Regions from separate parts of the Homo sapiens genome. Here region 2 is linked to region 1. Evidence: chromatin loops called from intact Hi-C (ENCODE). Cell type or tissue: GM12878. All regions are shown on one strand. Each heading gives the region's core, and the rest is flanking DNA. Links, peaks and the distances in the headings are about the cores only. Region 1 has its middle 310 kb from the start of LINC01889. Region 2 has its middle 380 kb from the start of LINC01889.

Region 1 (16,825 bases), core at 5,172-13,171:
AGCTGAGGAGAATAACCTAAGATATTTCCTGTTAGGGTTAATTCTAATTTGTATAGATGAATCTATTATAAAATCAATCCCTCCACTTGAGTGAGCTAGACAGTGCATAAATCTGAGTACCAAGCCATAGGAGAAAATCCAGAGGAGAAAATGAATATTCATAGCAATAAATCCTGAAAAACATTTTCTAACCAATATTTAACCATTTACAGTTTAAGCAAATGTTGAGTCTAGAAATTGAATGTCTTTTTATTATATGCCTGAGCTTTTATCTTAAATAATCATGATGATAATCATATTAAAGTTTGTACATAGTATGTGTTTGTTGTAGGAGAATGAAACATAAAGGCTTTGAAATAATTTTGGGGCTGGAGATGATTAAATTTTTCTCTTACCTTCTGTGCTTTTGTCAGAAGGCTCTGTAGTAAATTTTCATTTGCTTCTAATAAGATGTTAACATTATTTGATAATTACCTTGCCATTTTTTATTCTTCTTGGAATTTTAAATTTTAAAAATAATGTAGTATATGAAAAAGAAATGTTAGGAAATACAGTAATCCCCCCTTATTCATGGTTTTGCTTTTCATGATTTCACTTACTCATGGTCAACTGTGGTCCAAAAATATTAAATAGAAAATTATGGGAATAAGCCATTCATAAGTTTTAAATTCTGCCTTATTCTGAGTAGCACGATGAAATCTCGTGCCTTCTTGCTTTGTCATGCCTGGGACATGAGTCATCCCTTTGGCCAGTTCATCCATGCTGTATACACATCCCTTCCCCATTAGTCACTTAATAGCTGTCTTGAATATCAAATGGAAAAAATTTAGTACTGTGCAGAAACTTTTCTAGCTCAGTGTAATCCCATTTGTCTATTTTTGCTTTTGTTGCCTATGCTTTTGAGGTCTTACAGAAAATAATATTTTCCCAGACCAATGTTCTATAGGGTTTCCTCAATGTTTTTATTTTTTCTAGCAGTTTGATAGTTTTAGACTTACACTTAAGATGTTAATCTATTTTGAGTTGATTTTTATATATAATGTAAAATGGGGATCCAGTTTCATTCTTCTGCTTATGGATAGCCAGTTTCCCCAGCACCATTTTTTAAAGAGACTGTCCTTTCCCCAAAGGAACAACTAATAAAGTAAAGAGACAACCTACAGAATGGAAGAAGATATTTTCAAATTATCCATGTGATAAGGAATTAATAAGCAGAATGTATACGGGACTCAAACAACTCAACAGAAAAAAAAACAAATAACTTGATTAAAAATTTGCAAAAGACCTGAATAAACATTTCTCAAAAGAAGACATACAAATGGCCAATGCTCAACATTGCTAATCATCAGGGAAACACAAATAAAAATCACAATGAAATATCATCTCATCCAAGTTAGAAAGGCACTATAAAACAGACAAAAAATAAATGATTGTGATGATGCAGAGAAAGGGGAATGCCCCTACGATGTTAATGGAAATGTAAAGTACTGTCGCCATTATGGAAAATAGTATAGCGGTTCCTCAAAAAGCTACAAATAGAACGACCATATAATCCATCAATTCCACTACTGGATATATATCCAAAAGAATGGAACTCAGTATCAAACAGATGTCTGCACCCCCATGTTTATTGAAGGACTATTCACAATACCCAAGATATGGAATCAACGTAAGCATCCATCAACGAATGAATGGATAATGAAAACGTGGTATATATACACAATGAAATATTCAGCAACAATAAGAATGAAATCTTGCGATTTGCAGCACCATGAATAGAGGTGGAGGTCATTATATTAACTGAAATAAGCCAGGCACAGAAAGATAAACATCACATGTTCTCACTCACAGGTGGGAGCAAAAAAAAACAGGATCTAATGGAGCTGGAGAGTTGAATGATGGTTACCATAGTCTGTGAAGGGAAAGCAGGGAGCAGGGTATGATGGGAAGTTGGGTAAAGTATACAAACATACAGTAAAAGGACTAAGTTCTAGTATTTGATATTATAGTACATAGATTATAGTTAAAATAATTTATTGTATATTTCAAAATAGCTAGAAGAGAGGAATTGTAATGCTCGCAAAACAAAGATAAATGTTTGAGGTGCTGGATGGCCTGTTTACACTTATTTGATCATTGTACATTGTATACAGGTATCAGAATATCACATAAATGCCCAAAATATGTACAACTATAACATATCAACCAAAAATACAAAATTAGAAAAACATAGTAGACCCACATATAGGGTTTAGTTTTATTCACAGTTTCAGACATGCACTGGGAGCCGTGAGTTATCCCTTTCAGATTAGGGATAACTACTGTACTTAGCAAAGAATTACTATTAATGTACCTATTCATTGAGCCTGGTACACAGTTACCTTAGTTTATCCCTGGGATCTAACATTCAGATAGGTTGAAGTGTCTACAATTTATATTCCTGTCAATCCTGAAAAAAGATCATTAGCAGTCACAGTAGCTCTCAGAGGCCAGTACCCTCAAGACCAGACTCTGTCATTCCCACTTGATCCCAAATTGTCTACTGTCATGCCTCTAGAGGAAAGATTGTCATCTCTACGTCTTTTGGGCAGTGATCTCTGCCTTGGGTACTCTGGATTTGCTGTCATCCTGACCCTCCCTGGAGAGTTTTGCAGTGCACCTGGAGTTCCCACTTCCCTGACCCCTGTGTCTTCCCTCGTCTCAGTGGAGGCCCCTCTATTAATAGCTAGTTTTCTGGAATCTAGTCTTGTACCAGCCACCATCATAAAAGATTTGGGAAAAAATATTATGACTCCCCCACTGGCATTGATACATATTAGCAATCCAAACAAACTTTCTTTTCCTTATTTTTTTTTGGCTGGCAGCTGATGAGATGCTTTCTTTCCTTCTGCAGTAACACGTAAGGGCACCTGAAATCATACAGCCACAACTCATTGCCTTGTGCAGATTATAACATCGTGGCTTGCCAAGTGTAATTCTCCCAGCTACAATTTGCCAGCTGAAATGCATCTATTAATCACCTTCCTGATTAATTATAACTTTCAGCTGGACCCTGACGTCTCTATGGAACTTTGATTCGGTACTATAGAATTCATTATTATTTTTTTTTTTTTTGAGACTGAGTCTTGCTCTGTTGCCCAGGCTGGAGTGCAGTGGCACAATCTTGGCTCACTGCCAGCTCCGTCTCCCGGGTTCACGCCATTCTCCTGCCTCAGCCTCCCGAGTTGTTTGGACTACAGGCACCCACCACTGTGCCCAGCTAATTTTTTGTATTTTTAGTAGAGATGTGGTTTCACCGTGTTAGCCAGGATAGTCTCGTTCTCCTGACCTTGTGATCCGCCTGCCTCGGCCTCCCAAAGTGTTGGGATTACAGGCGTGAGCCACTGCGCCTGGCCACTATAGAACTCTTTCAACATACCTCATAATGAAGACCTCTTATTTTTTCTCAAAGTGACCTTTAATATCTCACCATCATGACCTCCATGACAAGGTGACAGTGGAGAAGGGGGGTCACTCTGGATCCACTCTATTGCCCCACAGAGCCTGATAAACTCTTCTTCAACATCCTCCCCCACCCAACCTAGCGCAGGGGAAGCACAAAGGGAACATCACATACCATCTTGCCTGGACACATTTGTAATAATAAAAATTGTCAGTAACATTCTCTGGACACTTGAGAGTAGGAGTTTCCAGAAGGTGCCTCATCTCTGAGATTGGAGGGTTTTTTCTTGTTTTTTTTTTTTTTTTTTTTTTTTCCCTATCTGGTGCCATGAGCCTTCAGAACAATGTATCTTGTCCCTGAAGCATTTCAACCACATGCCAGCTTTGTTTCAGAAAAACTGGATTGAGCTGACTCCACATAGTTCTTTCCACTTTGAGGCTTGAGGATTAAAAGTGGGTGTTGGCGTTCTGAAAGAAAGTGATCATTATACATGTCCGAAGACACACGTGTGTGCGTATACATTTCAGATGTTGCTGTTAATCTTGATATCTTGGCCCTTTTCTAAATTCAGTAATTGCATTCTGCCAAGCCAAGTTCCTCATACACTTTTAATTGAGGATTTATCCTTCCTTCTCCTTTTAAAATCTACTCCAGAGTTTATTCATGTCATCCAGGCACAGTAGTTTGCACCTGTAGTCCCAGCTACTTGGAAGGCTGAGGCTGGAGGATTGTTTCAGCACATGAGTCCAAAGCCAGCCTGCGCAACACAGTGAGAGTCCATCTCTTAAAAACACTTAAAAAGCAAGGCTGACATTACAGATCTGCTCCAAGGAATCCCCAAAAGTGATTGGGGAGAAAGTCAACATTCTAAGATATAGTCCTTTCATAAGCGATTGTATTGGGGCTTTGAGGAAATCAATTATTCAGCAAAGTTCATCTAAGTAATATTTGCCTATTGATATCTGATGTTTATTATACCAAAAAGAATCAAAGAATTTAGAGAACAAAATAAGAGCATCTTTAACAGGAAGGAAAATTTGATTACTTGCATATAACGCAGAGTAACACCAGAAGGACCAGCCCCATAATATAAGTGCACAGCTGAAAAGCAAAACCTTCCAGCCAGATGCATTTCACAGGTCACATTTCCCTGGACAAATGAAAGCTGTCCATTTGTGTCTATCACATGCTTATCGAGGTCTAATAATCATAAAGCTGTAGTAGGTCTTGTAATAATACACTCTTTCCCTTGTGCTAATGTTTGCTTCAGGGGTTTGGATTACCTGGAGATTGGCTAGATTAGCTTCATACTTGCCTTCCTTCTTACTTTGCTTCCACTGTAAATTCTTTCTTAATAGTGATGATGTTTATAATAAGAATAATGATAATAACAATAATAATTAAACCGGTTTGGCAGTTATTATGTTCCAGGAACTAAGCTAGAAATACTAATTATATTATTTTATTTGAATTACACAGAATCTGTCTTCAATACTCGCTGTTGTCCTGATTGTATAGATAGGTAAACTGGGGTTGCAAAGGATAAGTAACTTGTTCAAGGTCACAGAATTTCTAGGTGATACATCAAGGTTCTAGAATATATCTTTTTGATCCCCAAACCTGTGCTTATAACTACTATGCTTCTTGATTTTCTTGCATAGCTAGAAATATGGCTAGATCTTAGCATAATTAAACAGAGAAACAAACACAAAACTGAACCAAAACAGTGCATTATCTGTCCATGCTGGACGGGAGAGTTTGCATTGGGTTAAAGTGCTTGACTATTATAGGGCCTTTTTGAAAAGTATCTTATTTTAAAACTATAAAAATTAGGTGTGTTCATTTATAAAACACCAGTATCTATGTGATCATTTTTATGGTTCCTCGATATTCTTTAACTAGAAATTAGTTTTATGATAATCCTTTGGGACAATTAATTGTAATCAGGAGTTGTAACTCATATCTAATGTGAAACAAATAGGATGGAAAGGCATGCAGATGATCGCCTTAGGAGGTGTGACAAGTTTCCTACTTCCCCAGTCTTGAAGCAGAGAATTACAGAACAGCTACTACTTAGTGTATCTTACACTTCATTGACCTTTGCAATAAATTAATAAAATGGGTATTGAACTATCCATTAAGAAGAGTTTTTTTAATTCATTATCTTCATGTGTTGGCAGGAGCTGCCACAGAATATAACTGAAGAAGTGGTACAGCCATCAAAAAGCTCAGCTTTTTAAGTCTCTAACAGAGACAATGGCCCAGTTTTGCTATTTGCAGTAAGCTATGCCACATTCTTGGCTATAGCCAATAGAATGACAGTAGCCTTTGCAGGCAGAAAATCATGGCACCAACAAAGAACAGAGTCAAGATGACCATTGTGGAAAACTGGCTTTCTGATGAGGACCCGCTCCATTAGGCCATACCTGCCTTCTCAGAAAGACCTGATGCTTTTCTAAAGGAGCTTCTCAATGCCACCAGTGATATGTAGTCAGGTTTCCATATCCATGGGTTCTACGTCCATGGATTCAATCAACCATAGAGGGAACATATTCTAAATAAAACTAAAGAGGATGTTTGCATTTGTAGTGAACATGGACAGACTTTTTTTCCTTGCCATTATTGCTTTAATATAACTACTATTTACATGGCATCACATTGTACTAGGTATTATAAGCAATCTATGTGTGGAGAAAGTGCATAGGTTATATGCAAATACAATGCCATTTTATATGAGAGAATGCAGCATTCATAGATTTTGGTATCTGTGTGGGTCCTGGAACCAATTATCCGTGAATGCTGAGGGATGACTGTATTTGACTACACTCAGCCAGTTAAAACAGGTCTTTCTTACAACCCTGCTTTGTATTAGGTTTTGGGTTAATGACACACACCAACCATGAAAATGTGTAACTCTTGTCCTTCATAGACAGAAAACCTGAGATTCTAAAAGATTATATGACCCATCCAAGGTCACACAGCACAGGGTGCACCTCTTATGTCATCTTATCTCTATCTAACCACAAAGTAACATCAACAAAGTGATATTATTTTACTTCACAATGTGAGAAAGTAGTGTTGGTCAAAAATTGCATGTCTTAAAATTATACTCACGATTACACATGCACATAATCTCATTTAACCATGTAGCATATGGGTGAGGGAAATATCATTATTGTAACTCTGTGGATGCAGAAAAATCACACCTGCTGAAGGATCCACCTAGCTTATACGTGTCAGCAGAAGATGTGAGCCAAGTGTTGCTGATTTGCAAAGCCTGTATTCACTCTACTGAATTCCCAAGGGAAGTCACTTCATAAATGCTGTTTTATTGTCTTTATGAAATGGCCTTCATTGTCTTCAATGAACAATGTTCCACTGAACATATTGATAATTCACAATGGCAGAATTTCTCAAATAGCAACATGCAGTTACTTTTCTACTAAATTGTTACCCTAGAAGATACTCTAAAAAAGGAAGCTTAGAGCAATTGTTAAACTTATTTCTATAATTTCAGAGTAAGAATGAGATTTAATTGTTCATCAAGAAGGATTCCTAGTAGAATAATTTCCTAATGTTTCACATCAATATCTGGGGTTTCAGTATCTCTCAACTTGGCAAGGATTGTCAGCAACTACTTTGGGTAAAAGAAAAAATGAGATGATTTTTCAACTTTACATAGTATTCATTCTGAAAAATTCTATATATTTCCTAAAGCTGCATCAGAAGGTGCAGCAAGATTCAAATGCTGTGAATGAATGGCGTGTGCTGACATCAGTTCTTTCAGATCTGGAAACACACAGGGCAAGAAGACATTGCCACACAACGTTTGCAGTTTTTACTTTATTGAGAACTCTGCCTTTGGCTGTGAGGGACTCCACAAATATTTACTGAGCAGCATTTCTATGTCAGACACTTGATAAACGTTGTGAAACAAATGAAGAGGATGCAGTCTGGTCCTAAAGGCATTTATATCACATGGAACATCAGCTTTCTACATATTCATCCCAGGCCAGGAGGAGAGTCTATCCACGCACAGAGGCACATGGGGCTTCCCAGGCTCTGCCTAGAGGAACGAGGTTTCTTCACTGTGTCCAGACACAGCACAGGTCCTCAAGGAACAGGTTTAATTTTTCAGCAGTGATAAAGACTATTAAATTTATCAAGCCAAGGGGGCCTCCATTTATAAATTTCTAATTCCGTGGAACTCATTGCTCCTGGGAATGCTTCCTAGAATTTTTTTTCTCTTAAAATATGACTGTAAAGGGTTGTAGGAAACACTGGCTTTCAGGGCATGAGTTTGAGTTCCAGCTGTGCTGCTATTTATATGTTGTGTAATCATGAACTAACAAAACTCTCTGAACCTTGGGGTTCTCATCTAAGCAACGTATAGGTATTACTCACCTCACAAAATTATTATGAGAACATGAAGAAACAAAGTCTATCATAATGTCTATGCAGGGGGCAGGTTCACTAGTTAATAGTTTCTTTCACAAAAGGCTTCTGAAGAGTGACAGTAACCTGGAGAACATTTTATCTCTTTCCAAATCGAGATACTATGGTTAATAAAACATGAGCTTTTCTGGAGCTTTATATTTACCCATGTTAAATACAGATATATTCAGTAAAAGCTATTTTTTCCCGCTTTTTTTAAGTGAAAATAAATGTGCTTGTCATATTTACCCATTGATCTTGGTCCAAAATACAACCCATTATTGATTTTATCAGGCATCCCATCAAATACCTAAAAGTAGTTTCAAATTTAATCACTTGTATACCCCATCTTAGAACATCTTTCTTTATTCCTAGGTAAGATAAGTAAACATCTGTCCAACTTCCTGGAATCTGGAATTAAATTTCCATTTCACATATTAAGCCATTCATTTTATGTTCCTGGTGTTCACATTTCTCCAGACGGAACATCATTTTTCCACGTTGAAATAGAAAACTAAATGTTAATGTTTTTAAAAGAAAACAAAAATGGCTTGCATTCAGACTAAAAAGTGAATGATTGCTATTAGATTCTTCGTTTCAAAAGAATGCTTTTCATAAGGATCAGAGAATGGGGGTGTTTGTGCACTGTGAGAAAGTTGAATGCAGGTGAGCTTCTGATCACAAGATGCTAAGAATGGCATGAGAAATAGCTGGAGCTAAGCTGCCTCTTAAAAGAAACTTAGCTAAACTGAGAGTTTCACCTAAGGCTGGTTTTGCTCATCAGGGGTTTGAAAATGAGCATCTCATCTGTATCTGAAAAGCATGAAACAGAAATTGAAACAATTTCAACACTGAAAAGTCCCTGAGAGGTCACTTTGTTCAGTGAGCTTCAGTTTCAGCTGATAATCTGAACCACTTGGGAATCTTTTAAGAATGCCTACTTCTGAGTCCCACCATAAACCACTATAAACTTTGCCCAAGAATATTTATGTATCAATCATGACTGTCATTTCCAAACAGTTGAAACCAACCCAGGCTAACTTTAGCAAAAGGGAGTATATTGAAAGGATAATGGGAAGTTCTTAGATCTTGAGAAATGCTGAAGAAGCAAACTTCAGAAGCTCGCAGTGACACAGAGCAGAGAGGACCACAGTGAATGCACTTCACAGCCAACCGCTGCTCCTGAGTCCCCAGTGCCCGCAAATGGTAGCCATAGCTGCCTGGAAAGTTCATGAATTCTCTCTTGCCTGCTTCTTTGTGCCAATAATTCAAGATTCAAGAATTAGGTGGATGCAGCCAGTTTGTGGCTGAGACGACTAGATCCTGTGCCCATGCCCTAACAGCAAGAGAAGCTTATAAAAAGTGGTTATCTGTCCTCTGAGGCTATAGAAAAAGGTTGGGTCTTACAGTAGAATTTTGTAATGGATTTAGGTTTAAATATAAAGACCTCAAGTTACCTCACATAATAAGCCTGAATGTAGGATCCAGGTTTAGTGCAGCAATGGTCTCTCATTCATTCTGTTCCACTTACCCTTTCAGCTTGTCACCTACCTCCTGCTCCCAATATAACTGTGATGCTTGAAGCAACGTCTTCCCACCCAATATCAATTTCAAGGCAAGGAGAAAAGATGTCAGTGGGTTCTTTCCTCACAGTTTCCATTTTGTTCTGAGATGGAAATATGTATCAGAATCCATTCACCTCACATCTCATTGCCACAGCTGATTTATGTGCCATTTCCTAGGTCAATTACTGGCCATTGGCAATGAAATTACTGTAGCAGCAATAGATCTGTAGTGTTTTTGTCAGCCTTCCCTGAGACAGAGTGTTCCACTATCTGAGGAATATCCAGTCTGACCTAGCCCAGACAAAGCCAGACAGATGATTGATTGGGAGGCACTGAATGACATTTGTCAGGGTCAGAAATTACTTAAACACAAGAAGACACTCATAAGGTGAACAGGCAAATAAATGCCCAATTGCCAGCATGCCATGTTTTCTAAAATCCCGTGGGTGATTCTTTTGTAGCTAGGGTTTCTCTGTTGCTTGGTACTCTGGCTTTTGCAAGAAGAGACCCAATCCATCCTTCTCATTTTCCATGAGAGAAGATCTGTGTAGGGACTGGACATGTTCCAAGAGCATACAAAAGTGTTAGGAAAATTATGCAGTTCTTTTGACTTCTGGACTAGCATAGTTTCCATATCATGATAATGGTAGCTTGTATTTTAAGAACACCTTCTTGGCATTGCACTGAGTACGGTGCATGCATTATCTTCAATTTTTATGATCACTCCATGATGGGCACAATGTGACACATTGTATCCTATGGCTCAAGGTCATTGCCAAGGTCTGATTTTTCACTTACGAGAATTCAAAAAAATTTGCAACCTCTGGTAATGTGAAAACTGTGGAAGAGGAGTTCAACTAATGAAGACTGAAGAGTCGAGAAGAGATGGAGCTAAAATTTCATCATCTTTCTTTTGTGCTTCAGTCAATTTCTGCTACAGAACTCCAGTAATTTTAAGAAAATATATGTTCCTTGCACAGAGTAACATTCTTTGTGTCTCATAGGATACTTAATTAATTAACTGATTTCAAAGAGCACTTTTTTTGTTATTGTGGGCATTGCTGACATGACCCTTTAGATTATGCTTAGCTCTGGGATGCGTATTTTCAGTGGATACCTGAGTCCTCATCCCCATGGAATTAAGGACGTTGTTTTCCTGTAGTTCTTTCACTGACAACTTGTCCAGTTAACTATGCTTGAAGATCCTTGACTGCAGGCACAATTAACATATTTTTTGAAATAGACGCAACCACCGTAATTTGCAAAAATAATGAACACTCCTATCTTTCAGAAGAACAACAAATATTATAAAGGAGGAAGTGGAGATGGCTAGGGAATGGGCTATGACATGCATGTAAAAAAAAACAAGCAATTGAATTGCCTTTGAAGAAAAAAAAATACTATCCCTTTAAAAATCCTTAACGAAGTTGTCCTCTCAGCTTCTCTTTCAGCATTAGGTGTTTTTCCCGCCCTGCTTTTTCAGCACCATTCTCCCTGTCCCCATTAACCCACTTATGCCTAGTGTTCCATTATTGGAATGCTAAGTATGTGGGAGTTATTTATATCCTGCTGCTCAAGATTATTGCTAAGGTCTGATTTTTCACTTATGCAAAAATTCAAAAAAATTGCAAACTCCGGCATAAATAGGTTAATTGATTTTGGGTTATTTCCTTTTTTCTCAGTTAAGAGCGAAGAATGAAGTGCTAACATATTGCTGTCACTTCCCTCATTGTGTTTTCTATGATGGCTTTGACTTTGTCATCATCACTACCACTCTGTGAGAAGTTCCGAGATGAGGATGGAGTGTGTCTTGTGATCCAAAAAAACAACCACCTGACATTCAGAGAATGTCCCCATTCTAGGCTTTGATGCCCGTCCATGGAGACACGATGCAAAGCAATTAAAGGAATTAGTCAAAACAAATTACCTGAGCTGCTTGTTTAAGTCCCAGCAAAGAACCACTTACTATAGTAATAATGGAAGGGCAATTCTCTTTTACCAAAGGCTGCAGGTGATTCTAAATCTGGACACATTTAGGTACTACTGTGATAACGAGCAATTCTTTTGGAGAGAATCATGATGATTTTTGTTTTCCATTTTGAGAGCTAGATGACAAAAAGAGAAATATCATGCCCTAGGAAGTAAGAGAGTTATAACATGTTCACCAATTTGTAAAAATTGTGTAACTAACGGATTTGTTTGTTTCTTAAGAAATGTATAGGAGTTGAGTAAGATCTAGGGAGACATTTGTTGCCCTTAAAAGTAATCCTAGAATAAAGATTCTTTGTACGGATCTCTTTTGTGCATCTACCAGAATTTCTCCTAGGGGTAGAATTGTTCACCCTCAAGCATGTTAGATATTGTGAAAATGATTAAAGTGTCAGAAACACATTTAAAATTCTAAAAGTGATTTATGTTGAGTTTTCATTGTTTTGAAACTTTATCAACACATGGTGAAGTCAGATTTCTAATTTTGCCAGTATGAAAAGTGTCAAGTGATATCTCATTGTGATTTTGATTTACATTACTACTGCTGATGTAGATAATTTTTTATTGGTTATCATGATTTAGACCCCCTCATTGTGAACAAATTACAAATAATCTTTTGTCTCTGTGTATTGCTTTTTTCTATTGATTGATATAATTTTAAATATAAAGTTAATACTAATTTATCTTTGTCATATACATTGCAAGCATCTTTTTTCTTTCTTTGGTGTCTTTAGGTGTCTTATGCAGTAGTTTATGTCAAAGAAGTTTTAAAGTTTAATATGCTCAAGTTCTTGAATCCTTTCCTTTCAGATGTATGCTTTTCATGTCTTTTGCTTAAGAAATACTTCACTATGCTCACTATAAATATTTAATTCTCCACCTTTTTTTCAAAGTTTAAACATTATTTCTTATGTAGATAGTTAATTTACCTAGAATAATTGTTCATTATAATGCGGGATAGAAGTCTTACTTCATATTTTTATATATTTATAAGCAACTTTTCCAAGCAAATTTTGAAGTTTTTACTTTTTTTTTTTGAGACAGAGTCTCACTTTGTTGCCTGGCTGGAGTGCAGTGGCATGATCTCGGCTCACTGCAATCTCCGCCTCCTGGGTTCAAGCGATTCTCCTGCCTCAGCCTTCTGAGCAGCTGGGACTACAGGCATACGCCACCAAGCCCAGCTAATTTTTGTATTTTTAGTAGAGACGGGGTTTCCCCATGCTGGCCGGGATGGTCTCAATCTCTTGACCTCGTGATCCGCCCTCCTCGGCCTCCCAAAGTGCTGGGATTACAGGCGTGAGCCACCGCACCTGGCCAGTTTTTACTTTTAATAACTATTTGTTTTATAGTGCCATTTCAGTAATACATCAAATTCTTACATGTTGAGAGTCTGGCTCTGAGCTAATCTTGTCTTCTAACTTCTCCTCAGCCCATGTTGAAAATCATGTACTTGTCCAGGAGCGGTGGCTCATGCCTGTAATCCCAGCACTTTGGGAGGCTGAAGAGGGCAGATCACTTGAGGTCAGGAGTTTGAGGCCAGCCTGGCTAACATGGTGAAACTCCGTCTCTACTAAAAATATAAAAATTGGCATGGTGTGGTGGTGGGTGCCTGTAGTCCCAACTACTTGGGAGGCTAAGACAGGAGAATCGCTTGAACCTGGGAGGCAGAGGTTGCAGTGAGCCAAGATGGAGCCATTGCACTCCAGCCTTGGTGACAGAGCAAGACTCTATCTCAAAAAAAAAAAAAAAAAAAAAAAAAGCCTGAATTTTGTGATAAACATATCAAGTTTTCTGATTAAATCCTGGTGAGAGTTGAATTGAAATTGCATTAAATGTATAGAATACTTAGAAGAAAGGTGTTCTTCATAATTTTGTTACTTCATTATTACAGCAGATTGCATATATATTCAGAACATTTTTTATGACTTTGGAAAAAAAAGTGTAACAGTTTTATTCCATAATGACCTTGGTTAATCGTTTGCTAAATTTCTTCCTAGGTAAACTATAGATAGATTGGTAAAAGAATTTATTACCTATGCTGATAAACTTTTGGAATATCAGATCAGATGTGACATGACAAGAAGTATACAGTGGGTCTCTCTCAGGTGAATAAAAATATATGGTTGTCCAACCTTCATATGTGTTTGCATGGTCCATGAGATGTTTCTGTTTATTCAATTTTCAAAACTGTTGTTGATTACATATAAAATGCTACAGGTTTTTGGATTGATTTCAGACTAAACAAGTACTATTATTTTAATAGTTTGTAGCTTTCTGTGTAGAAAGTAACAAAATATTGCCATAAATATTTTGCTTATTTTCAATCCTAATCACTGTGTGCCTGTGTCTGAGTGTCATAGTGATTTACTTGTGTTGTCAGCACAACAAGAACCAGAGACAGGAAATGTAACATCTTTTCCTTGCTACCAGCTTCCCAAGAAACGCTTTTAAAGTTCTATCACATAAAGTGTATTTGTTGATATTTTTGTAAGCATTTGTTATTGAGATTATGAAGCTTCTTTTGATTCCTAGTTTTCTATAATATTTTTCTGAAAAGTCATGAATGTTAAAACATTTCAATAAATATATTTCAGCAACTGTGGTTATAAATCTATTGTTTTATTTTTAATTGTAATCAATATTGACAAATTTTAATATCCTACATTTAAAAAAGTTTCCAATCTTTATTAATAATTGCTCATTATTTATTTCATAGGAAGAAAATTGCATTTTGCATAAAAATATACAAAAATTTAAATTTTTGTATAATGTTTTATTTTGTCTCTAATTTTTCTGTAAGTTTCTCAGTTCCTAATTATAAATATTTTCACTGTTTTTCTTCATGGATATCAATAAAAGTTTATTTATATTAGTATTATTTCACATTTTCATCAGTTTCTAGAAAATAAACATCATTCTTTCTTTTGATGCTGTTGAACTAATTTATCTAAGTTACTTTATTCTGGAAATTTATTTGTGTTTCCTCTTCTAACATTGTTGGATAAAACCTAGACTCCGTACTTTTTAATATGTTTATTTGTTAATTGTATGTTTTCAAAGATAAATTCCCCCAACTACCTCTTCATCAGTATTTTATACTTTTGAAATATAGTTCCTTCATTAGCATTTGTTTTTAAATATATTAAACATTTCTGTCATAATAGTGTATAATTTTCAAATGGTTATTTTAAATAAATTGGTATATTCAAGAAATTTTTAAAATCAATTGTTTCCACTAAGCTTTTAATAAGAAATGAGAATATCGTGCTTCAATTTTTTTCTTAGAAAATAATTGGAAGCATTCCCTTTGAAAACTGGCACAAGATAATGATGCCCTCTCTCACCACTCCTATTCAACATAGTGTTGGAAGTTCTGGCCAGGGCAATCACACAAAAGAAAGAAAGAAAGGGTGTTCAGTTAGGAAAAGGGGTAGTCAAATTGTCCCTGTTTACAGATGACATGATTGTATATTTAGAAAACCCCATCATCTCAGCCCAAAATCTCCTTAAGCTGATAAGCAACTTCAGCAAAGTCTCAGGATGCAAAATCAGTGTGCAAAAGTCACAAGCATTCCTATACACCAGTAACAGACAATCAGAGAGACAAATCATGAGTGAACTCCCATTCACAATTGCTACAAAGAGAATAACATACCTAGGAATACAACTTACAAGGGATGTGAAGGACCTCTTCAAGAAGAACTACAAACCACTGCTCAATGAAATGAAAGAGGACACAAACAAATGGAAGAACATTCCATGCTTATGGATAGGAAGGATCAATCTTGTGAAAATGGCCCTACTGCCGAAGGTAATTTATAGATTCAATGCCATCCCCATCAAGCTACCAATGAATTTCTTCACAGAATTGGAAAAAACTACTTTAAAGTTCATATGGAACCAAAAAAGAGCCTGCATTGTCAAGACAATCCTAAGCAAAAAGAACAAAGCTGAAGGCATCATGCTACCTGACTTCAAACTACACTACAAGCCTACGGTAACCAAAACAGCATGATACTTGTACCAAAACAGATATATAGACAAATGGAACAGAACACAGGCCTCAGAAATAACACCACATATCTACAACCATCTGATCTTTGGCAAACCAGACAAAAACAAGAAATGGGGAAAGGATTCCCTATTTAATAAATGGTGCTGGGAAAACTGGCTAGCCATATGTAGAAGGCTGAAACTGGATCCCTTCCTTACACCTTATACAAAAATTAATTCAAGATGTATTAAAGACTTAAATGTTAGACCTAAAACCATGAAAACCTTAGAAGAAAACCTAGGCAATACCATTCAGGACATAGGCATGGGCAAGGACTTCATGTCTAAAACACCAAAAGCAATGGAAACAAAAGCCAAAATAGACAAATGGGATCTAATTAAACTAAAGAACTTCTTCACAGCAAAAGAAACTACCATCAGAGTGAACAGGAAACCTACAGAATGGGAGAAAAATTTTGCAATCTACCCATCTGACAAAGAGCTAATACCCAGAATATACGAAGAACTTAAACAAATTTGCAAGAAAAAAAAAAAAACACAACCCCATCAACAAGTGGGAGAAGGATATGAACAGACACTTCTCAAAAGAAGACAGTTATGCAGGCAACAGACGCATAAAAAATGCTCATCATCACTGGCCATCAGAGACGTGCAAATCAAAACCACAATGAGATACCATCTCATACCAGTTAGAATGGTGATCATTAAAAAGTGAGGAAACAACAGACGCTGGAAAGGATGTGGAGAAATAGAAACACTTTTACACTGTTGGTGGGAGTGTAAACTAGTTCAACTATTGTGGAAGACAGCGTGGCAATTCCTCAAGGATCTAAAACTAGAAATACCATTTGACCCAGCCATCCCATTACTGGCTATATACCCAAAGGATTATAAATCATGCTACTATAAAGACACATGCACATGTATGTTTATTGTGGCACTATTCACAATAGCAAAGACTTGGAACCAACCCAAATGTCCCTCAATGATAGACTGGATTAAGAAAATGTGGCACATATACACCATGGAATACTATGCAACCATAAAAAAGGATGAGTTCATGTCCTTCGTAAGGACATGGATGAAGCTGGAAACCATCATTCTGATCAAACTGTCACAAGGACAGAAAACCAAAGCCACATATTCTCACTCGTAGGTGGGAATTGAACAATGAGAACACCTGGACACAGGGCGGGGAACATCACACCCCAGGGCCTGTTGTGGGGTGGGAGGCAGCAGGAGGGATAGCATTAGGAGAAATACCTAATGTAAATGATGAGTTAATGGGTGCAGCAAACCAACATGGTACATATATACCTATGTAACAAACCTGCACATTGTGCACATGCACCCTAGAATTTAAAGTGTAATTTAAAAAAAA
Region 2 (16,825 bases), core at 3,372-11,371, 67 kb after region 1:
TCACATTGATTAATTTGTGTATGTTGAACCATCCTTGAAATCCCACTTGGTCACGCTAAATTATCTTTTTAATTTGTTGTTAAATTCAGTTTAATTGGCCTGTAGTTTTCTTTTTTGATGCATCTTTGACTGTTTTTTGTGCGAAGGTAAATCTGGCCTCAGAATTAGTTTTGAAGTATTCCTTCCTCCTCTACTTTTTGAAATAGTTTGAGTAAGATTGGTATTAGTTTTAAATATTTGTATAATTCAGCAGTGAAGACATCTGGTCCTGGGCTTTTCTTTGCTGGGAGACTTTATTATGGCTTCATTCTCATTACTTTTTATTGGTCAATTCATGTTTTGGGTTTCTTCTTGGTTTAATCTTCATAGGCTGTGTCTAGGAATTCATTCATTTCTTCTAAATTTTACAACTTATCGGCATATAGCTGTTCACAGTATTGTCTAATGATCATTTGAATTTCTGCATTATCAGTTTGATGTTTCTGTTTTCTCTCCAATTTTATTTATTTGGGTCTTCTCTTGTTTTTTCATAGTGTGAATAAAGATTTCTCAATTTTGTTTATCTTTTTTTAAAAAACACAACTTTTCATTAGATTGATCTTTTGTATTTTTTATTTCAATTTTATTTTTATCTGCTCTAATTTTTATTATTTCTTCTACTAATTTTGAGTTTTGTTTACTGTTGCTTTCCTAGTTCTTTTAAATATATTATTAAATTGTTTATTTGAAGTTTTTCAACTTTTTTGTTATAGGTTCTTATTACTATAAACTTTCCTCTTATTACTGCCTTTTCTGTATTGCATAGATTTTGGTATATAGTGTTCTCATTTTTATTTATTACAATAAATTCTTTATTTTCCTTTTTGACTTCTTTATTGTCTCACTGGTCATTTAAGAGTATATTGTTTAATTTCCATCTATTTGTATAGCTTCCAAAGTTCTTCTTGATGTCAATGTCTAATTTTATTTTATTGTGGTTGGAGAAGATACTTGCTATTATTTCAAAAATGTTTTGAATGTTTTAAGATTGTTTTGTGGCCTAAAATATGGTCTATCCTTGAGAATTATTCATGTGCTGAGGAAAAGAATGCCTATTGTGCAGCCTTTGGATGACATGTTCTGCAAATATCTATTATATTCACTTGGCGTATAGTGTGGATTAAGTTCAAATTTTCTATGTTAATTTTCTGTCTGAATTATCTCTCCAGTGCTGAAAATCGGGTCTTGAAGCCTCCTGCTATTATTGCGTTCAAGTTTATCTCTCTCTTTAGCTCTAATAATATTTGCTTTATATATCTGGGTGCTTCACTGTTGGGTAAATATATCCTCCTGCTGAATTGACCTCTTTATCATTATATAATATCTTTATCTCTTTTTTATCTTGAAACCTATTTTGTTTGCTATAGGTGTTATGTATTCTTGATCTCTTTTGGTGTCTATTCACATGGAACATCTTTTTTTCATCCCTTTATTTTCAGTCTACATCTGTCTTTATAGGTAAAGTGAGTTTCTTATAAACAACAGATCACCGGGCTCTTTATTTCAAAATCCAATCAGCCACTCTATGTCTTTCGATTGGAGAGTTTAGTCCTTTTACATTCCATGTTATTATTGATGAGTAAGAACTTGTTCCTGCCATTTTGTTATTTGTTTTTTTGGTTGTTTCGTAGTTTGTTATTTCTTTGTTCCTTCTTGTCTTCTTTTTGAAGGCGATTTTCTATAGCGGTATGTTTTAATTTCTTATTTTTAATTTTTTGTATATCTGTTGTAGGTTTTTTGATTTGAGGTTACCATGGGGCTTGCAAATAACATCTTATCCCATTATTTTCAAGTGATAACAACTTATCACTGATTGCATAAATTTTAAAAAACTAATGAACAAGCAAAGAGACCACTAATAAAAACTCTACACTTTTACTTTCTCCCTTTGCTTTTTAACTTTTTGTTGTTGTTTATATATATATATTATTATTACTGCCTATGTCTTGAAGAGTTGTTGTTTTTATTATTTTTAAAGGTTCATGTTTTAATCTTTCTACTTAAGATATGAGGAGGTTATATACCACAATTACGATGTTATAATATTTTCCGTCTATCTGTGTATTTAGAATTACCAGTGAGTTTTTTTTTTAACCTTAGATTATTTCTTGTTGCTTGTTAACATTCTTTTCTTTCAGTTTGATGAACTCCCTTTAGCATTTGTTGTAGGATAGACCTGGTACTGATAAAATCCCTCAATTTTTGTTTATCTGGAAAAGTTTATATTTCTCCTTCATGTTTGAAGGTTATTTTGATGTATATACTATTCTAAGATTAAAGTTTTTTTTTTTCTTTCAGCACTTTAAATATAGTACAGAACTCTCTCCTTACCAGTAGGATATACAGTAAGAAATCTGCTGCCAGACATATTGGAACACCTTTGTATGCTATTTATTTATTTTCTAAGCTTTTAGGATCTTTTCTTTATCCTTGACCTTCTGGAGTTTGATTATTAAATATCTTGAAGTAGGCTTATTTGCATTAAATCTTCTTGATGATCTATAATCTTCCGGTACTTGAATACTGATATATTTCTCTTTTTTTTTTTTTTTTTTTTTTTTTTTTTTGACAGAGTCTCGCTCTGTCGCCCAGGCCAGAGTGCAGTGGTGCGATCTCGGCTCACTGCAAGCTCTGCCTCCCGGGTTCATGCCATTCTCCCGCTTCAGCCTCCCGAGTAGTTGGGACTACAGGGGTAGTAGAGACGGGGTTTCACCATGTTGGCCAGGATGGTCTCGATCTCCTGACCTCATGATCTGCCCGCCTCAGCCTCCCAAAGTTCTAGGATTACAGGCGTGAGCCACTGCACCCGGCCGAATACTGATATATTTCTCTGGATCTGGAGTTCTCTGATATTATCCCTTTGCATATATTTAGTACCCCAGTCTTTCTCTCTACCTCCTCTTTGAGAACAATAACTCAGATTTGCCCCATTGAGGATATTTCCTAGATCTCATAGGCATATTTAATTCCTTTTCATTCTTTTCTGCTTTGTTTTCTCTGACCATATATTTTCAAATAGCCTGTCTTCAAGCTCACCAATACTTTCTTATGCTTAGCTAATTCTGCTATTGTGAGACTCTCATCCCAATTGAATTTTTTTAGTTCCAAAATGTCTGCTTGAGTTTTAAAAATTATTTTAATCTCTTTATTAGGCTTATCTGATATGATTCTGAATTTCTTCTCTGTGTTATCTTGAATTTCACCAAGTTTCCTCAGGACAGCTATTTTGAATTATTTCTCTGAAAGCTCACATATCTTTGTCACTTTTTCATTATTCACTGGTGCCTTATTTAGTCTGTTAGATGAGGTCATGTTTTCCTGGATGGCCTTAATGCTTCTGGATGTTTGTCAATGTCTGGGCATTGAGGAGTTAGGTATATTATAGCCTTCACAGTGTTCTCTTTTTTATAACCATCTTTCTTGTGAAGGCTTCCCAAGAATTTAAAGAGGAATCGGGTGTTGTGATGTAAGTCTTTGGTCACTGCAGCCATATCTGTGCCAGGGGCAACCCAAGGCCAGTAACATTGTGGTTCTTGCAAACTTGTAGAGATACCGCCTTGGTGGTCTTAGGTAAGATCCGGAAGATTTATCTGGATTACCAGACAGTGACTCCTGTTCTCTTTCCTTTCCCTAGAATGACAGTTTCTCCATAGTGAGTTGCCTTGAGGCTGGGGGAGGAGTGACACAAACCCCACTGTAGCCACCACCAATGGGATTGCACTGGGTCAGACCTGAAGCCAGCTCAACACTAGGTCTCACCCAAGCCCATGATGATCACAGCCAGGCTACTGCCGATGTTCACTTAAAGCTTAAAGGTTCTTCATTCAGCAGGGGGTGAATCCACCCAGGGCTCTGTCTTCCTTTTCAGGGTGGTAAGCTGTCTCTTGACTTGGGGTTGTTCCAGCAATGCCATCTGGGAGCCAGGGATTGGAGTCAGCAAACTTAGGAATCTACTTGGTATTTTATTACCCTGTGGCTGATCTTGTACACACAAGACAACATCCTTCCCACTCTTCTCTCTCCTTTCCTCAAGAAATGGAGATTCTAATCACGACCAACACCATCCCAAGCCCACAGTGGGTACTACTGCCTGACTATTACTGATGTTCATTCAAGGCCCAGGGACCAGGGGCTCTTCAATCAGCTTGTGGTGAATGTTGCCTGGCCTGGGACTCTCTTTTCAGGGCAGTGGGCTCCATTCTGGCCCAGGGCAGGTCCAGAAATGCCATCCAGTAGTCAAGGGCTGAAATTCATTACCCCAGGAGCCCATTTGGTCATTTACCCCACTAGAACTGAACTAGCACCCAAGTTGCAAGACTAAGTCCCATTTACTCTCCACTCCCCTTTTCTTAAGCAGAAGGAGTCTCTTTCTATGGTCATTATATATATGAATGTGCTTGGTCACACCTGGAACAAGCACAGAACTGGGTCTCATCCAAAGTCCTCAGCAAGTAATGCCTGGCTACTGCTGAATTTTATTCAAGGCCCAACAGCTCTTTAGTCAACAAGTGATTGATATTTCTCAGAATGAAGCCTTCCCTTCAAGTCAGTGGTTTCCCTTCTGGTCCAGGATGTGTCTAGAAATGTCATCCAGGACGTGGACCCTGGAATGGGTGCAGTGGGACTCTGCCTGGTACCCATTGTACTGATACCCTCATGTACTATACCTGAGTATTATCCAAGTTGCAAAGCAAAGTCTTCTTTACTCGCCCCTCTCCCCAACCAGAAGGAGGAAATCTCTTCTGGAGCTGTGAGCTGTACACCCTGGGGTTGGGGTAGGTGTGACACAAGTGCCCCCTTGGCTGGCACAGCTGGTGTCTCACTAGACTGTATGTACCTCAAGTCCACTGATTCTGAGCCCAGCACAATACCAGGTCTTGACCAGATATTGCAGTCCTCATGGACTAGATTGCCTTTCTAGTTTATTTAGAACACCAGAGCACTTTAGCCTGTGGTAGTGGGGCTAGCCAGAACTCAGGTTCCTACTGCTGGGGTGAACCATTCCCCTCTGGCCAGGCCTTGTCTAAATGCTTCCTCCATGGGCACCAGCTGAATTCTGCCCTGTGTTGTTTTCAGGCAGCATTGAGTTCCAATGAAAGGTTCTACAACCACCGTGTTCTCCTTCCCTCAAGAGCACAGATTCTCTCCTTGCGCCACGTGGCTACTGGCAAGGCAATTTAAGACTATGTTTCCTACCCTCTTCGGTGCCTCTTTTCTTGCTTTAATGTTAAAACCAGGTACTATAATCATTCACTTGATTTTTGGTTCTTAAGAAGATACATTCTTGTGTGGAGACTTGTTTAATTTGGTGTTCCTGAGGGAAGGGAAAATCATCACTGCTGAGTTCCATTTTGCTTTCTTACTCCACCTCCTTTTATGATTGTTTTACGTACCAAAACATGTTGCCCTTAAATACTAATTGTTTTATATCTTCATTTCCAACATTTACATTATTGATTTCTTTTTCTTATCTTAATGGAATGACAAATACTCCAGTACATATTTGAAAAGATGTTGTGAGAGGACAAAGTTGCCTTGTCCTTGGTCATATACTGAAATCATTCAATCTTTTACCATTAAGTATTATGTTAGCTCTAAGTTTTTCACGGTTTTTTTCTTTTTATTTAATTGAGAACATTTGCTTCTATTTCCTTTTTGTTAATATTTTATAAGAATAAGAAGTGTATGTTATATGAATCAGATATATTTTGTGTATCTATTGAAATGGGTATATCATTGTTCTTCTTTAATCTCTTAATGTGATGAACTAGTTTGTTTGATTTTGGAATTCATAATCATCAGGTGTTCCTGAGACAGGTATTACTTGGCCATGATGTATTGATTCTTTCTGTATATAGCTGAAATTAGTTTGATTAGAGTTTGTTGAAGATTTTTTTACTCATATTTATTTCTTGCAATTTTCCCCAAGTTTTGGTATCAGTGTTATTTAGACTAAAACAAATAAGATTGTTTTCTTTTTACATATGCTTAACAATTGTTGTAAATGTTGGTATTATTGTGTTTGACAGAATTAAGCAGTGAATTCTGTCAATTTTTGGCAGAATTAACCAGTGAGCCATCTGGGTGTGGAGTTTTCTATGAGGGAAGTTTTAATCACCAGTTAAGTTTATTGACAGAGAGCTTTAAATTATTTTCTTGTTTGTTTTTGTAAGTACTTTTGAACAAATTTTTCTGTTTTGCTTGGTTGTGAATTGTATTGCTATTGAGTTGTTAATAATAATCCCGTATTGCTTTTACTGTGTTTAGCATTTGTAATGTTGCTTGTCTTTTCATTCCTGCTATTAGCAATTTGCTTTCTCTCTCTCTCTCTCTCTCTCACACACACACACACACACACGCACACACGCACACACGCCCACACACCTTTTTCAGTCTAGGGGTTTCGTCAATCTTATCAGGGGTTTATTTATTTTTACCTAATGAACAATCTTTGCTATTGTTGTCATCTAAGTTTTCTTGTTTATTTATTACATTGATTTCAGTTTTTAATTTTATTTTATTCATTTACCTTTTGAGGGGCTTAATATGCTTTCTTTTTCTAACTTCTGAAATTGGAAGCTTTAGTCACTGATATTAAACTGAAGCATGATCTCAGGAGAAAAAGAAATATAGATCTTAACCAGTATAGTTCCTGACTTTCAAGGGTGAACACCCTCTCATTCTCACCTGCTTGTGATTACTCTCCAACATGTTCACGCTGTTCCATTTTGCGCTAGGCTTGTAATTGTCATCAGCATAAGATTTTGTCTTGTACAGGTTACTGTGACATTACTCAGGATATAGTTTACCAATTCTTACAACTTGGCAAACATAACTAACCTATAATTTTAGTTTTTTTGTGTTGTATAATTCTCGTGTAAAATTATACTCTTTCATAAAATTAATTTGGAATTTTACTTCTTTCCACCCAGGTCTCTGGAATAATTATCTTACTAAGATAGGAATTAAAGACTTATAAAATTTACTCTAAAAATATTTGAGTCTAGTGTTGGGTGAATGAGTTTATAGGTGAATATTTTGATAATGAATTATGATTTTTGAATGACTGTGGTCTTATTCAATGTCTCACACAGGATGTCTTACCACTCACAACTGAGGACATGGGCATTACTGCCTAAAAAGTATAACAGAACTCCTTAGTATTTAGGTATTAGGAAAAAAAAAAACTCCATCAACATGGTTCCAAATTGTAAGTAGGATTATACTTAATGAGTTAAAATAATAGTGTTTAATGTATATAATTGAAGGTCCATGAGAAGCTATTTCTGGTAATTTCTCAGTCTTGTGCAGTAAATTTTGATGTCTGATTTTCCACCAGTAATTAATCTCTGACCTTCATACATCACTGAAATGTCCTAGAGCACTAGGTCAGGGCTGAGTGAAACTGAAGCTAGTTCCAGTGCAGCTGTTCACCTTCTTGGTTACTAAAGATAAAAGAGTATTGTTTCTTTCTATCTACAAATAGTTACAGAAACTACTTAAAAATAAAATGAACTATTTATTGCATCAAGGTTTCACAGGAGATATTTTATTTGGCATTTTTAAAGTAATTTTATTATGATATATAAAAAATACTTGGCAATATCCTCATCCAAAAATGTATTGACATAGTGAAGGGCAAAGGTGGGATATAGTAGGAGCAAATAAAGAAATTTTCCTTTTCAGAGCTTCTGCCTACAAAGACACCTAAAAATCATATATTGACTTTCTCAAATCTTTTTGTTCTTCCCTACCATGTGGACTTCCAGAAATTATATAAATGATAGAATTGGCCCATATATAGTTCTGTGTGTCTATAGCAGAAACCATAACACTGTAAAAGTTTTAAAATTTTAAATGGAAATCAAAATAGTATCCAAAAGAACCATCTTTTATAATAAATAATAAGATACTGAAATGAGATTATCAAAGTGCACAAAAGATTGGAAAACCCTCTGTGATGCAAAAGGGATGGACAGATATGACTTCTAACTAAACAGACGGAATACAACATCTACAAACACTGAAGATATACAAAGATTAATGCACTTAGAGTTATGTCATTCTGTAGGTTTGTGAGGCATACCAATTTCTATCTGTTTATAAAAATGGAGTCCAGACCAATGTGAATGTTTTTCTGGAAGCAATTTACCTTATGACTACCTGAATAGATATTACTGTTAATTTTTCTCTTTCTCTTATCTGTCTCTCCACAGAATGAGCCCAGCAGAATTTACCTTCAAGAAGGATCTGCAGTCAGCATGTTCATCTTTTAAATGGATAATTAGACCTTAGCCTTGTGCACTCTTATTTCATGAATCTTTGTCAATGACTTGTGATTGTAATAATTGTGTATATAATACCAATTATAGCAGCTGCTTTTGTATTCAACTCTTAAATATCTGATAATTTGAATTTATTTTCTTATTATTTGATGATGTAGTTACACAGTGCATAATTTAACAGACTATTTATAAATGTCTTACATAGACTTTTGAAAAGTATTAGTAAAATTATCAAGTAAAGAGAGTGCATAAACAATCCACTCATTTATTCACAAGAATTCATCCAGGCTGTTGCCACACTCTGTGCTGTCTCCCCCAACCCATCTCCACACTGGCTGAAGTTTCCCTTTCTTCCCTCATTCCCTGTGTGACAAAGTTCTATTTATATCTTATCTTCCAACACTAACACAGACACTTCTTCCTCCACTTATTTTCTGTTCTATGCATATTTTATATTTAAAAATACTTTTTACAGTATTAATTAGGCACAATGTTTCTTTATCATCACTAACTCTTCAGCAAATTGAAGCCTATTTTCTAGGCCCCAATATCAAAACAGGACTGCTGAATACTACACATACTTTCTTGAGTCTTGAATGATTAGTATCTGTATCTAAACATTCTTAGTTCAGATACCTTGAAATGTTCGATGTCTTTGGAAGATACTGAACAATTTAAATAATATAACTTAGAAAAATATGTTTGTTTCTTCTTAATTAAGAGATAAACTGAAATGAAGCTTCTAAGATTTATTATAAATAAACTCATTAAGAAAGAGAACGGTTGTACTTTATTTCTTCTCCGTCTAATATTAAGTTAGTGTCATGTCACAAAATCTCCCAGTCTTAAATAATTTAGTATAGTATAATCATAGCTGAAATTTCATTGAACTGTTTCATCAGATAAGGTAAATCTATGGCCTTTGTTATTTAGTGTTTGGAAGATATATGGGCGAGTGAACGAGAGAATGAAATTATTTTATTAATAACACTCACTATTTTCTTTTTTACAATTGTACCTTACTCTTATCTTCTAATTTATTACCAAATCTCCAAAACAATATATAACTTAACTCTTAATGGACATCCTGAATGCAAGTGCAGACACAGAAATTGGATTCCAATTTTTTTCAAGTCAGACTATGAAACTGTTACATGGGAAATTACTCACCATAATGTCAAAGACTGGGGTCCATGTTAACCATAACTCAGTTATTCACGATCACTGTGTGAGACATATGTGGTCCAAAATCAAAATGAAATAAATGTGGCAGAGTGTACATGACTTTGGAAGTTGCGATGTATTCTTTGTGAAACCAGCTTCTGCACTCACTCCTGGCACAACCCTGGTCTCTCTCTGGCCATTCCAATTTCTCTTGCTTTTGTCTGCTATAATACACCTACTCTTGTTCACCCAGTTAATGCCTTAGGCCACACAATTATTGCTGTTTTCCTTCAAAGGTTCACCTAACCTTTCAAACATCACTTGTGTACTACCAAATCCTATAGTAGCTTTTTATATATTATCATACAGAAGACAGTATGATCTCTATGTTATACATATTGATAGAGGTAAATTAATTTTCCCAATGTCAATTAGCTAGTGCACTTGATAGACCCATTTTTTACTCCAAACCTTGTGTGTTTTTTTCTTCAAACAATAGTTTCTCTATGTTTTGAGCTTATAATGAGTAAGACAGAACAAGAATTGGATAAGTTAGGACATTTGCATTTTAAATTATGGGCCTATGGGGAATCACAGGTACCTCTCAGAAAATGCTGTTTACAGAGGTGAAGAGATATTTTTAGGTAAGTATAGAATAACTTCACATCAATAAAATTACAGTTTGTATTTATCTGGCTACTTCACCTACACAGACAGTCATAAGGCTTCATGCTTATGAAGCCTTGTATTTCATCTTTTCCAGGTCTCCAACATCCATCTTGCTTCATGTCCAACCTTGTAAAGCTCCTATCAATTTCCCTTTTCCCATTAGCATCTCTTCTGTATTTTGACCCTAGTACAACACAGCACACCCTTCTTCTAGTATATGCAAGAGACCTGGATCTGCACAACTCTCTTACCCTGAGTCAGGCTACCAGGTACTGCCCCAAAATGGATTGTCCCCTGAGGAGACGATTTGGGTATGGCACTGAATCATTTATAATCTCCTTCTTTATAAGAACAATTGTGAACCTCTCAAGAATATCCTACACATATTTCTGTTTACGCAAGAGAGCTAGAAATGCTTTGCAAAAGTGACATCCACAGCCATAAAATCAACTGGATGGAGTAGGAGGCACAGATTAATCTCTACATGCTCATTAATCTGGCTCTTCTGCCCACTGCATGCCCCCTCTTTCTTTTCTTCAATAAAGACCTGGTATCTAAAAAGATTGATTAAATCCTGGAGCTCTTAAATGTAAACCACCTCCTAAAATGTAAGCCTAAAAATGAAAACCTCCTTGAAAGAAACAAAACAGAATTAATTAAGCTTAACATTCTCCCTTCCTAGAGAGAAGAGAGAGGTTCTCCCAAAGTAACTGGTATGAAGTGAGCTGCCATACTCCTGGAAAATCTTCACCCAAAATGGCAGACAGAGTAAGTTTGACTTTGTCTCTATTCTGCTGCTTAATGACCTTGGAAATTAAGAAAAACTTTTCTGGGAATCGGCAGCTACAGAAAAAAGATCAACGCTTGTCATAAAAAAAAAAAAAAAGAGAGAGAGAGAGAGAGAGAGCTTATTTCATCCATCTCCTGTTTGATTTCTGTCCTTCGATCTGGTTATTACACCCACATTTTCAAAGGTCAGAGAGTTTAGCTGCATTTTATCTTCAGTAGGTGGGAGGCATCATTTTTAAAAGGTACCATTTTCAGGACAGGAACAAAACAGTTCTAGAGAGGATGATTACAAAGTCAAACCTCAAAGGTTTGATTTACTTGCCAAAAAACAGAGAGATAATAGTTATGGAACAGGAAAAAAATAATCATGCAATGAGAATAGCATGATTTTTTAAGTGCCTAGTAATTATCATATTTTTGAGACTTAATAGAAGTCAGCATGCAATCCTAATGATTTATGTGGTCCTCTCCTACTGTGATGTATTTTCACTATCTAGGCCAGGAGATATTATTTAATTGTTAACATTTTTATTTTTGTTTTTATTATTTCTTCTTTTTCATGGAGAAAATCAAGATTTTGTTGGTCTTAAGTTTAGTGAACAAATTAGAAATATTTAATCGTTTAAGAAAAAAATCTTAATAAATCATGCATTTTATGAATAAGGATCTTGCATAGTAAGCAGTAATTCAAGGCCCAAGAATCAATATCTTACTGTCTTAATTCTGAGCTACTTGTACTTATTCCCATAAAGGTGCCCGTGAAATAACTGGAAAAGAGAGGTAAATGAAGACGACTTTTCTATGATCAAGAAACAATAATATGATTGTGTACTCAAGTATCCTGAAGAAGTAAACCTTATTATCACATTTTTCGACTTTGAAAACTATTATCTCTATTTATTGTTCATCAAATACTTATTGTATTCCAAAGCGATGAATCACAATTGTATCATAAACTATTATCCTAATGTCCAAGTTTACAGTATGATAGCTAATATCTATGTAATTCTTATTTGTCAGACACTCTGCTATGGTCATATGTGAATTGTATTAATTAGTACAAAAATCTCATTAGATAGGTTCCAGTATTGTCTCTATACTGGGAGAAAGGGAGGAGCATAGAAGTTTAGACACTTGTTCAAGATCACCTAACTAGTGTGAAGTTGAGGAGTTGCAGTCTGCCACAAATCTATTTTATCTACTTCGAGATCCCACATATAATCACTACTACCTCCACCATTTAAAAAGAAGTTTCTTCCTTCCTTCAAAGAGTTCACAGTTTAATCTAGAAAAAAAAAATGTTCCCTTAGGATAACAGTACTTATACCTAAAGGATGAAAGCCATTTAGAGGTTTCATGGATGATTTGCATTAGATTTGTATTTTACAAAAGACATTCTGGGAAAAATGTAGAGGAGGAATGAGGAAATGAGGCTGCACATAAGGAGGTCAGGCAAAGGCATTATCTAAGATGTGCAGGAGAAATATGACAGAGCCTGAATCAGTTTAGAAATAGCAAAATAAAAGACATGGGGTTACATCTGTGAAATCTTTAGAGAAAAATTATCAAGAGTTGACTGAATGAACTCAATAATATGAAAGAGGAAAAATAAGAGAGGAGACATCACTGTGAATAAGGCATTTATTTCAAATCATTTTTCCAATATGATTTGGAAAGAGTTTTGGTAGTAATAGTCATTAAATATTCTAGTATATGATTAACATATGTAAGTACAAAAAACAAATTGTAGGTGAAATTGACCAATTACCATAAATTTTCTGAGTATTCTTTAGAAAAATACTTTGATATATACCTCATATATTTGTTATAAGAAGTAAATAATATAACATTCATAAAGAGTTCAGCAGATAATTTAGCAGAGCAAATGAATTTGCTGAATTAGTTTCCTTTCCTTTCACAACTATGGCCACAATTAGTTCTTATCTGAGAGCAGTAATTTTCATAAACTGGAGCTTCTATTTTTTATTGATGAAAAATTTTTTGAGACTAGACATCCTGCCAGTCTTGCAAATATAAAAATGAGTGGGATTCAGTTTCTTTCCTTAGCACATGTAAAATAGGAAAAGTTAGGCATGGCAGTCCAGAAAACTGTGGTTTGCTGAACTCCATGACAGGCATTGTACAGTGTAATGTTATTCAGATCAGATTCTTCCTAATTATTGATAGGGAAGGACTAACTATTTTTATTGTGTTATTTGTTTTATCTCTGCCTTATAGCTCTTTTGTCTCTCTATTCCTCTCTTGCTGTCTTCTTTGGTGGTTCATTGATTTTTTGACAGGGACATCCTTTGAATCATTTCTCATTTTCTGTGATGAATTTACTATAGACATTGTCATTGTGGTTACCACTGGGCTTTCATAAAACATGCTATACTCAAAACAATCCATTCTAAGATGATAACAACTTTAATCACATACAGAAACTCTAAACTTCTACTTCTCCACACACTCTTGGTAGTTACTGATGTCACAAATTATGTTTTTGTTTGTTTGTTTGTTTGTTTTTGAGACAGGGTTTCACTCTTGCTGCCCAGGCTGGAGTGCAATGGCACCATCTCGGCTCACTGCAACCTCCACCTCCTGGCTGAAGCAATTCTCCTGCTTCAGCCTCCTGAGTAGCTGGGATTACAGGCAGGCGCCACCAAGCTGGCTAATTTTGTATTTTTAGTACAGATGGGGTTTCTCCATGTTGCTCAGGCTGGTCTCGAACTCCCGACCTCAGGTGATCCACCTGCCTCGGCCTCCCAAAATGCTGGGATTACAGGCATGAGCCACTGTGCCCAGCCAAATTATGTGTTTTTATATTGCCTATCCATTAACATATTTTAGATGGTTATTTTTATACTTTCATTTTTTAAATTCTTTATCAGAATTAAAAGTGATTTAAACACCACCATTAGAGTATTAGATTATTCTGTATTCATCTACATATTAACCTTTGACAGTAAGGTTTATGATTTCATATGCTTTCTTATTGCTGTCTCATGTGTTTTCATCTCAAGTTAAATTAGTTTCTTTAGCATTTCTTGCATTTGTTTTCCTGTCAAAATTTTGAATATATCATCCAACCACCTTCTGGTCTGCAAGGCTTCTGTTGGGAAATCCACTAATATTCTGATGGAATTTCCCTTAAATGTGACAGCTCACTTTCTACTTGCTTCTTTTAAAGTTAGTTTTCTTTGACTTTTGATGATTTAATTGTAATGAATCTTGGTTTGCACTTCTTTTGATTTATCTTATTCAGGAAGTTTGTGATTTGGAATTTGGATGTTCATTTCCTTCTCCAGATTTGATAATTTTTAAGCTATGATTTTTTCTTAAATCTGTCTTTTTTTCTCTTTCTCCTCTTTTTAGGACTCTGATCATATATATATTGATAAAATTGTCAGTGCCCCTTAAGTCCCATAGGCTTTCTTTATTCTTTTTCTTTTTTTTTTCTTTTTGCTCCATAGGCTTTCTTTATTCTTTTTCTTTTTTTTTTCTTTTTGCTTCTCTGAATGGAAAGTTGTACATGAACTGACTTTAAGTTCATTGGTTAGATCTTCTGCTTGATCAAGTCTGCTGTTGAACACTTTTAGTGATTTTTATAGATATCTTCTTTTGGTGCGTACTTAATTCCACTTGCAAAATATTTCTCCATAATATCCCCTTTGTCTAAAAAGTATTTCTCTTTCCATGTAATTATTTATTTATGTATTTATTTATTTATTTTTGTGATTTAAGCTCTGTCTTGCTTGTCACCTTTTGTGTAAAGATATCTTTGTCCACACCATCCTACATGTCTTTTTCTCCTCTTTTACTAATAGCACATTATTATTTACAATTTTAGTACTTTAACATGCAAACACTGTCCCATTTCAAATGACTTACTCATGTATTTGTGTAACCAAGGAAGTCAGCTTTGAAAAGTGTCAGATTTGACTCCTCACCACAGGACTCACTTAGAACTGGAACATATTTTGAGAATATATATCAAGATAATTCAACTGAACAGACTCTGATAGAATTAGCATGCTATTTGTCCTATTGCCTTTGGTGAGCAGGAACAAGGGGCTGGGAGACAAGACATATTTCTGTATCCTTGAATATTACTGAAGATATACATTGGATATTGAAATGAGGCTATCTACATTAGTATACTTACATTGGGATATTTCACACATTATATAATGATGCAGGTTTAGCTGTTTTGTGAGATAGAAATTGATTTCTATGAATCCCTTTCAGGATGAAGTCTATACTTTTATGCATGGTCTGGTCTCTGCCTCCATTTTGAATTCTTCTATAAATCCACCCTTTTCTCTAGACACATTGATACATTTTTATGTTCTTGAAATTATTATAGTGATTAAATATTAATGTTCCTAGATACATTATTCACTGTACTTTAGTATCTTTTACCTTAAATACTGAATGTATTTCATCATAAAGGACTTGCATTCATTTTTCCCATTGGGGATACAACCCCCTTATCCCAACTGGGAATACCGTAATGAAAATTTATTTCATTCTTTATTATTTTAAAGCATATGGCTGAGTTCATATTTCAGGATGACTACATGTGGAGCTCTGAAGACCCATTCCCCAGACAAACAAGCCAAGCTGGTCAAAATTTAATTAAACAACCATTTAAAGTCTCTGAAAATTGTTCTAAATGCATACAATGAACAAATAATTTTTTTAACATTAATTAAATTTTGGTAAGAATTGAAAGAATCTCTAGGATTTGAACCACAGCATGCTTCATCTCCTCAGCTTCCCCATCCAGCTCATCCTGACAGAAATTCCATTGCAGGCAAGTATAGACAAGAAGACAGGGCTCTCTCTCCCTTCACAATGCAAATAAAGCTTACTGAGTCTCAGAGGGAGTTGGAAGGGGCAAGACACCAGCAATTTTCATCCCTAAGAATATTGGGACACTGACCCCAGCTCCTCCCACCAGTTCACTCATAGGTCAGAGGTTTCACATAAGGAGAGACAAGCAAGAAGTTCAGAAACTATAGACCTACCTAGATTAGTAGCTAAGAGAACCTTTGGGGAAAAAAAAGCCTTTTCAGGATAAATTAAAAACTGAGAAATCTTATTTCTAGTAGGCCTGCCTTATAGGAAATACTAAAGGCTATTCTGTAGGCTGAAAACAAATAGGCCCAGATGGAAATGCAAACACACACACACACACACACACACACACACACACGCACACAAACACACAAAGAGCACCAGTAAAAGTAATTACGTAAGTATAAGATACAGTATTAATGCATATTTTCTCCTTCTTTATAATGGATTTAAAAATCATTTCTATATTCTTCTCAAATATGGTCAAATTATTTTTGAAAAGAGTATGAAGACCATTCAAAGAGGAAAGAACAGTTCTGTCAACAAATGGTACCGGGAAAACTGGATATGCACATGCAGAAAATGAAGTTGGACCTTTACTTTACACCACGTATAAAATTAACTAAAATGGATAGAATACCTATATCTAAGAGCTAAACTATTAAACACCTAGAAGAAAACAAAGGGGGAAACCTATAAACTTGGATTGGATAATTTTCTTGGATATAATAAAAGCACAGGCAAGAAAGTAAAAATAGATAAATCGAACTACATCAAAATTTAAAAAAACAACTGCATCAAAGTATGCAATCAAAAAGGCAATATATGGAAAGGAAGAAAACATTTGCAAAGAAGATATATCATAAAGGGTTACCATCCAGAATATTTAAAGAACTCATACAACACAGTAATTTTACAAAAGATAATAATAAAAATGGGCAAAAAGTTTGAATAGACATTTCTCTGAAAATGTATTCAAGTGGCTGACAAGCACATGAAAGGTTTTCAAAATCACTAAT

Evidence for each region. A loop is a pair of places that touch in the nucleus more often than their neighbours do. Peaks named below come from ENCODE experiments on the same cell type or tissue, not always from the same donor. Only the 100,000 strongest peaks of a DNase experiment are listed, where the experiment ranks them.
Region 2: a loop joins it to region 1, with 1.9 times the contacts of the local background. A loop is called at or near these places in 2 of 110 quality-filtered maps.

Annotation. Positions count from the first base shown.
Region 1 is chr2:125,389,928-125,406,752 of GRCh38, reverse strand. No RefSeq gene overlaps it. Among named protein-coding and RNA genes, the nearest start is that of LINC01889, 310 kb to the left of the region's middle. In GM12878, for the core only: no CTCF peak of the experiment used is centred there; DNase peaks (open chromatin) are centred at 7,330, 7,832 and 8,732; H3K4me3 peaks cover 447 bases; H3K27ac peaks cover 3,052 bases.
Region 2 is chr2:125,320,963-125,337,787 of GRCh38, reverse strand. No RefSeq gene overlaps it. Among named protein-coding and RNA genes, the nearest start is that of LINC01889, 380 kb to the left of the region's middle. In GM12878, for the core only: no CTCF peak of the experiment used is centred there; a DNase peak (open chromatin) is centred at 7,407; H3K27ac peaks cover 610 bases.